2 separate regions of the Homo sapiens genome follow, and region 1 is linked to region 2. Evidence: read pairs that join two places in POLR2A ChIA-PET (ENCODE). Cell type or tissue: GM12878. All regions are shown on one strand.

The links. Peaks named below come from ENCODE experiments on the same cell type or tissue, not always from the same donor. Only the 100,000 strongest peaks of a DNase experiment are listed, where the experiment ranks them.
Region 1: POLR2A ChIA-PET joins it to region 2 with 8 read pairs; 3 of 35 experiments call an interaction of 5 or more read pairs at or near these places.

The regions. Positions count from the first base shown.
Region 1 is chr14:102,797,563-102,801,562 of GRCh38, forward strand. All of the region lies in intron 1 of TRAF3 (TNF receptor associated factor 3), which reads left to right. Among named protein-coding and RNA genes, the nearest start is that of TRAF3, 22 kb to the left of the region's middle. RefSeq lists an enhancer at 1,256-1,305. In GM12878, no CTCF peak of the experiment used is centred here; a DNase peak (open chromatin) is centred at 1,579; H3K4me3 peaks cover 1,124 bases; H3K27ac peaks cover 2,887 bases.
Region 2 is chr14:102,609,377-102,613,376 of GRCh38, forward strand. The region is part of intron 2 of RCOR1 (REST corepressor 1); the gene reads left to right. Among named protein-coding and RNA genes, the nearest start is that of RCOR1, 19 kb to the left of the region's middle. RefSeq lists an enhancer at 2,073-2,152. In GM12878, no CTCF peak of the experiment used is centred here; a DNase peak (open chromatin) is centred at 2,135; H3K4me3 peaks cover 582 bases; H3K27ac peaks cover 1,249 bases.

The DNA of each region.
Region 1 (4,000 bases), 190 kb after region 2:
GTCCCCATCTGTCTTTGTGACCTTAGGCAAATCATTGAATCTCTTTGAAAGCCTTGTCTCCTTGCATGGCATATGGAGATTATAGTTGCTGTGAAAATAAAATAATCAGTTTTTAAAAATCCATAAAAATGAAAAATGGTATTTAAGGTTGAAGGCACTTGTATTTCTTTTTCTTTCTTTTTTTTTTTTTTGAGATGTAGTTTTGCTCTTGTCACCCAGGCTGGAGGTGCAGTGGCGTGATCTTGGCTCACCGCAACCTCCGCCACCCAGGTTCAAGCGATTCTCCCGCCTCAGCTTCCCGAGTAGCTGGGATTACAGGTTTGCACCACCACGCCTGGCTAAGTTTGTATTTTTAGTAGAGACAGGGTTTCACCATGTTGGTCAGGCTGGTCTCCAACTCCTGACCTCAGGTGATCTACCTGCCTCGGCCTCTCAGAGTGCTGGGATTACAGGTGTGAGCCACCACGCCCAGCCTAGGCACTCGTATTTCTTAGTCGGGAAAGAGAGGACAGGATATGTCCACCACACATTCACCAGTTCAGCATGTATTAACTACTGTGTGCCTGACTAAGCTTAGGTACTCAGTGTATTTTCATGTAAAGAAAAACAACATTTAAAACATTTAAGTGAGCACTGACCAAATCTAGCTTAGTTCAGAAAACCCTTTTTTTTTTTTTGAGACTGGGTCTTGCTCTGTTGCCCAGGTTGGAGTGCAGTGGTGCGATCACAGCTCACTGTAGCCTCGACCTCTCAGTCTCAAGTGATCCTCACTTTCTAAGTTTCCAACATTTTTTGGGCCAGGTACGGTAGCTCACACCTGCAATCCCAGCACTTTGGGAGGCAAAGGTGAGCAGATTGCTTGAGTTCAGGAGTTTGAGACCAGCCTGGGCTTTATGGAGACCTCATCTCTATAAAACAAATATAAAAACTAGCCAGGTGTGGTGGCGTGTGCCATTAGTTCCAGCTCCTCAGGAGGCTGAGGTAGGAGGACAGCTTGAATCTGGGAGGCAGAGGTTGTGGTGAGCTGAGATCGCACCACTGCACTCCAGTCTGGGCGACAGAGCGAGACCCTGTCTCAAAAACAAAATTTTTTTTGTAGAGATGGGGCCTCTATGTTGCCCAGGCTGGTCTCAAATTCCTAGGTTCAGGTGATCCTCCTGATTCGGCCTCCCAAATGGCCGGGATTATAGGCATGACCACTGTACCCGGCCTCAGCAGACCTTTGTAAAGCACTTCATGGGTGCCAGTCCTGCTGTTACAGTGCTAGGTAAATGCATAAAAATGCTCCATGAGGCATTCTGTGTTCTCAGGAAATTCAGACTGCCAGTTTCAGTCTGGAACGTGACACTTTATGAAGGAGGCAATAGAACAAAAAAAGGACAAATTACAGGATTAGTAATTATCAAAAGCTAATACCGAGGTCAGAATAGGACTCTTGTTCAGTTTACATGAGGAATTTAACCAAATGAGCTTCTGCAGAGAACCAGCATTAGGGTGGTGACCAGGCTGGGGTACATACATGTCATATCAGAAGTGACCTGAGACTGGGTGTGAGAAGCAGTGGCTGATTTGGACTACTGAAAGCAGAATTAAGAGTCTGGTGGCATTGGGGGGAGATTAGTGCTGTGGAAGTCCTGCTCAGAGTCTTTCTCATGATGGGTACATTTGGGAGGAGCTTAGCAGACATCAGAGGACCTGCAGAGAGTTGACACAGCGGGAGGAACCAGCTGCACTACCACTCATGTTCTTTTCCATCTTAGCATCTCGTGAGCATAATTCAGAATACACAGTTTGATTAAGTATGTGCAGATTCCATTCAGTTCATGAATTCATTCCCACAGTGTAGCCTAGCCCAAGTGTTAGCACTTCTTTACTTGTTTTTGTTGTTGTTGTTGTTTGTTTTTTTGAGACGGAGTTTCACTCTGTCGCCCAGGCTGGAGTGCAATGGTGCGATCTCTGCTCGCTGCAACCTCCGTCTCCCAGATTCAGGCAGTTCTTCTGCCCCAGCCTCCTGTGTAGCTGGGACTACAGGCACATGCCACCATACCTGGCTAATTTTTGTATTTTTAGTAGAGATGGGGTTTCACCATGTTGGTCAGGCTGGTCTTGAACTCTTGCCCTCAAAGGACCTGCGTGCCTTGGCATCTCAAGTGCTGGAATTACAGGCTGAGCCACTGCTCTTGGCCAAGCACTTCTTTTCTCATAGTCTTCTGCTAAGTATTTCCTTCTGTCAGCTGCCAGGCAGCAATAGTTTTCACATTTGTTTGTGGTTGTCCTCTAGAACTTGGCCTTTAGTGTGGTATGTGTAGGATTTTGTTGATTCCAAGGGAGGGTGAAAAATGCTGTGATCCCCAGAACCTGGGATGGCTGGGGTATGTTGTCTCTGAGGAATTTAATAACATTTTGTGGTCATTGCTGGAATCTTCCTAGACTCCTTTGATGGAAAGTAGGGACTCCAAGGGGAACTCCTGACTGGGCTTGCGGGCTGCCTTCTCAGAGCCCTACTTTATTAGTGATTTATTTCTCTTAATGGGCTATTAGAAATGACCACAAAAACTGAGGCCCCCACCCATACAATTTCTATCAGTTAAGACCCTGGAAATTCAGATTTAGAGGGAATTTTTAAAGAACTCCTGGGAGTGCTGATGCCCTGCTGGACTGGGAGCCTCTGGTCCAGTGGAAGCAGCACATTCCCTCCAGGAGCCCCAGTGCTTTAGGAATGCAGTTTCCCAGGCCCTGCCTCAGACCTGCCGACTCACAGTCAGCTCTCAGAGAGGCTGTTAGGTGATCATTGCGTTCATTTAAGTGTGAGAAGCACCGTGCAGGCTTTGGGTGAGAGAGTCGGGGTTCATACCTTGCCTCTCTTCTTTCCCAGCTGCATGAACTTGACCAAGTTATTTGGCCTTTCTGAACCAGGACCGTAGCACATAAAGTGAGTGCGATGGTGCAGGCCCCAGTTCCTCAGCCACAGTGCTGAAACCCCAGAGCCTCTGAAAATGGAATGTTTTTTCATAGATTTGGTGCCACTTGGCCTGAACTTATGTGAGGCTATTTATAATCTCTATTCCACTTAATATGAATATTTCATTATTTTACCACAGATGGTTAATTAACATGTTTCCTGTTCTTTTCCTTTTTTTTTTTTTTTTTTTTGAGAAGACTCTTGCTCTGTTGCCCAGGCTAGAATCAGTGGTGTGATCAAAGCTCTCTGCAGCCTTGAACTTCTGATCTCAAGAGATCTTCCCACCTCAGCCTCTCAAGTAGCGAGGACTACAGGCTTGTGCCGCCACACCCAGCTGATTTTTTAATTTAAATTTTGTAAAGAAAGGGTTCTGGCCGGGCGCGGTGGCTCACACCTGTAATCCCAGCACTTTGGGAGGCCAAGGCGGGCGGATCACGAGGTCAGGAGATCGAGACCACGGTGAAACCCCGTCTCTACTAAAAATACAAAAAATTAGCCGGGCGCAGTGGCGGGCGCCTGTAGTCCCAGCTACTCGGGAGGCTGAGGCAGGAGAATGGCGTAAACCCGGAAGGCGGAGCTTGCAGTGAGCGGAGATCGCGCCACGGCACTCCCGCCTGGGCGACAGAACGAGACTCCGTGTCTTCTCACTTTGTTACCTAGGCTAGTCTCAGACTCCTAGACTCAAGTGATCCTCCCACCTCGGCCTCCCAAAGTGCTGGGATTACAGTCAAGAGCCACCACACCCGGTGAATTAATGTGTTTTCTTATGGTTACTGCCTCAGACTTCCCTGGAGTGTTATATAATATATAATATATAAAATATGCGTACAATATTTCCTTTCTAAAATTCAAAAAATTCTGAACTCTGAAACACATCTGGCCTCGGTTTTGGATAAGGATTGTGGTGCTATAGATACCCAGCTTATAGGTGGGTCAGTATATGCCATGTTAGTGTGTTGGTATGTGTAGAAAACTCTTGGCAGTTAGCAGGCACCCAACAAATGCAGCTATTTTTGTTTGTTTGTTTTGAGACAGTGT
Region 2 (4,000 bases):
TTTCACAGTAGCTTAACCATTTTATACTCCATGATTAACGTATGAGGGTTTCAATATTCTACTTTTTATTTTCTGTTTTTTGAGATGGAGTCTCACTCTGTTGTCCAGGCTGGAGTGCATTGGTGCGATCTCGGCTCACTGCAGTTTCCGCCTTCCAGGTTCAAGTGATTCTCCTGCCTCAGCTTCCTGAGAAGATGGGATTGTAAGCATGTACCACCAAGTGTGGCTAATTTTTTTTTTGTATTTTTTAGTAGAGACAGGGTTTCACCGTGTTGGCCAGGCTGATCAGGCTGGTCCTGACCTCAGGTGATCTGCCTGTCTCGGCCTCCCAAAGTGCTGGGATTACAGGCGTGAAAATGCTACTGATGACAGTGCAGAGAGTCCTGAGATGCTTAGAGTAGTGGAGTTACTCGATCCTTCCCTGTGGTGGAGGGTTGGGAGTTGAAGAAACCAGGAAGTCCTATATGAAATGGTCCTTTAAGGCCGGGTGCAGTGGCTCACCCCTGTAATCCCAGCACTTTGGGAGGCCGAGGCAGGCAGATCACGAGGTCAAGAGATTGAGCCCACCCTGGACAACATGACAACATGGTGAAACCCTGTCTCTACTAAACATACAAAAATTAGCTGGGAGTAGTTCCAGCTACTCGGGAGGCTGAGGCAGGAGAATCGCTTGAACCCTGGAGGTGGAGGTTGCAGTGAGCCGAGATTGCGCCATTGCGCTCCAGCCTGGGCAACAAGAGCGAAACTCCATCTCAAAAAAAAAAAAAAGAGAAATCGTCCTTTAAGTCAAGCCTTAAAACGTAGGAATTACCTAGTTAATTTGAATATTAATATTATATGATATATAAGCTGTACATGTTATAAAAATTATTTTGAAAAGTTTAATCTTTAAAATTTTAGTTTAGATTTTCCTTGTAGTTATCTAGAGCTGTGCTGTCCAATAGTGTAGCCACTAGCTACATATAACTATTGAAATTTAAATTAATTAAAATTAAATAAAATTAAAAATTCAGTCCTTCTGTTACACTAGGCACATTTTAGATATTCAGCCATCATATATAGCTAGTAGGTGCCATATTGGACAGCTCAGAATAGAGTATTTTTATCCTCCCAGCAAGTTCAGTTGGGTGGCAATGATCTAGACATTTTGATGAAATGAAAGCTTCATTATTATTGCTATTATTATTATTATTTTTGTGTGTGTGTGACAGAGTGTCGCTCTGTTCCCCAGGCTGGAGTGCAGTGGCGCCATCTCAGCTTACTGCAAGCTCGCCCACCCGCGTTCACACCATTCTCCTGCCTTAGCCTCCTGAGTAGCTGGGACTGTAGGCGCCCACCACCACGCCCGGCTAATTTTTTAGTAGAGACGAGGTTTCACCGTATTAGCCAGGATGGTCTCAATCTCCTGACCTCATGATCCACCCGCCTCAGCCTCCCAAAGTGCAGGGATTACAGGCGTGAGCCACCGTGCCCAGCCCAAAAGCTTCGTTATTATTAATTTTTATAATTCAGACGTTTTGCCTCTTTTGTCAAGTGCATGAAATTTGAGATGGGTACAGCTGAGAAATGTATGATGGCTGTGTGCTGAATTCCTCTAGGGGTGTATTTGTTTAAATATTGCCAATAAGGTGTTCAAAATAAGGTTATTTGAAAGAGCAAGTTGAAATGGAAAGCTTAGGAGAGCTTAGTTTTTTGTTTGTTTGTTTTTTTGAGATGGAGTTTCGCTCTTGTTGCCCAGACTGGAGTGGAATGGTGTGATCTTGGCTCACTGCAGCCTCCGCCCCCACACCATTCAGGCGATTCTCCTGTCTCAGCCTCCTGAGTAGCTGTGATTACAGGTGCTCACCACCACGCCTGGCTAATTTTTTGTATTGTTAGTAGAGATAGGGTTTCACCATGTTGGCCAGGCTGGTCTCTCCTGACCTCTGGTGATCCTCCCACTTTGGCCTCCCAAAGTGTAGGGATTACAGGCATGAGCCACCATGCCCGGCCTCAGCCTATAGTTCTTTTAATGCCCTTGTCTACTAATTCTATCATCTGTGTCATTTCTGGGTCAGTTTCAGTTGCTTGATTCTTTTTTTTCTTCCTCTTTTTGGGTTGTCTTTTCCACCTACTTTGCTTATCTGTTGATTTTTGGATGCCAGACATCATGAATTTTACTTTGTTGGAGGCTGGATATTTTTGTATTTCTATAAATATTCTTGAGTTTTGTTCTGAGATGTGGTTAAAATACTTAAAAATAGTTTGATGAAGTCTTGCTTTTAAGCTCTGTTAGGTGAGATCAAAACCATTTTAGTGTAGGGCTAAGTATTTCCCACTATTGAGTCAAAATCCTTTTGGGGATTCTGTGTGATAGCCCATGGACTATGTGGTTTTCCACTCTGGCTGTGAGGAACTGGCACTCTTCCTGTTCCCATGTGAGCCTTGTGGATTGTTCCATTTGATTCTTTTGGGTATTTTATTTATATTTTTAGAGAAGGTGTCTTGCTCTGTCACTCAGGCTGGAGTGCAGTTTTGTGATCATAGCTCCTTGCAGCCTCAAACTCCTGGGCTCAAGCCATGCACCCCATATAGCTGGGGCTATACCATGCCTGGTTATTTTTATTGTTTTAGAGATAGGGTCTCACTGTGTTGCCCAGGCTGGCCTTGAAGACTCCAGGGTTCAAGCGATCATCCCTCCTCAGCCTCCCCAGTAGCTGGGATTACAGGATTTTGCCATCACATCTGGCTAAGGGGGTGTGGAACCAGGGACAAAGACCAAATACATATTTCATAATATACTACACAAGGTAAATCTGGTTCATGTCACTCTACCTTGACTGGAAGCATAAGTATAGATTTTGCCATGTTGCCCAGGCTGGTCTTGAGCTCCTAGCCTCAAGCGGTCCCCTCTTCCCAAACCTTGGCCTCCCAAAGGTGCTAGGATTGCAGGCATGAGCCACTGCACTTCCTGAGTAGCTGGGATTACAGGTGCGCGCCACCACGCCCGCTAATTTGTTTTGGATTTTTAGTAGAGACGGGGTTTTGGGCCAGGCTGGTCTTGAACTCCTGCTCTTAAGCGATCTGCCCGCCTCAGCCTCCCAAAGTGCTGGGATTACAGGTGTGAGCCACCACGCCCGGTCTGATTTTTGTATTTTTTGTAGGGATGGGGGTTTCCCCATGTTACCCAGGCTGCTCTTGAACTCCTGGCTTCAAGCAATCCACCTGCTTCGGCCTCCCAAAGTGGTGGGATTTCAGGAGTAAGCCACTGCACCCAGCCTTGTTCATTTCAATATTCCTGATGAAGTACTCCATCTGATCTCATTTGCTCTTAGAAATCTGCTTGCTGGTTACCCTGTGCAGTGGCTCACACTTGTAATCCCAGCACTTTGGGAGACTGAGGTAGGAGGATTGCTTGATGCCAGGAGCTAGAGATCAGCTTGGGCAACATAGCAAGACCTTGTCTCTACGTGCACCTGTAGTCCTGGCTACTTGGGAGGTTGAGATGGGAGGATTGCTTGAACCCATGGGTTTGAGGCTGCTATGAGGTATGATCACACCACTGCATTTTAGCCTGAGAGACAGGAGACAGTATCTCTTAGCAAAAAAAAAAAAAAAGAAAAAACAAATCTGACTACCGTATTGATGATTCTAGTCCAGAATTTTCCAAAGGAGTATAGGTGGTTTTTTTGGTTGTTGTTGTTGTTTGTTTTGTTTTTTGAGATGGTGCGAGTCTCGCTTTTTTTGTTTTGTTTTGTTTTTTTGAGATGGAGTCTTGCTCTGTCGCCCACGCTGGAATGCAGTGGCACAATCTCGGCTCATTGCAACCTTCGCCTCCCGGGTTCAAGCAGTTCTTGTGCCTCAGCCTCCCGAGTAGCTGGGACTACAGGCGTGCGCCACCACGCCTGGCTAAGTTTTGTATTTTTGGTAGAGTTGGGGTTTCACCGTGTTGGCCTGGCTGGTATCAAACTCATGACCTCAGGTGGTCCGCCATTCTCAGCCTCCCAAAGTTTTGGAATTA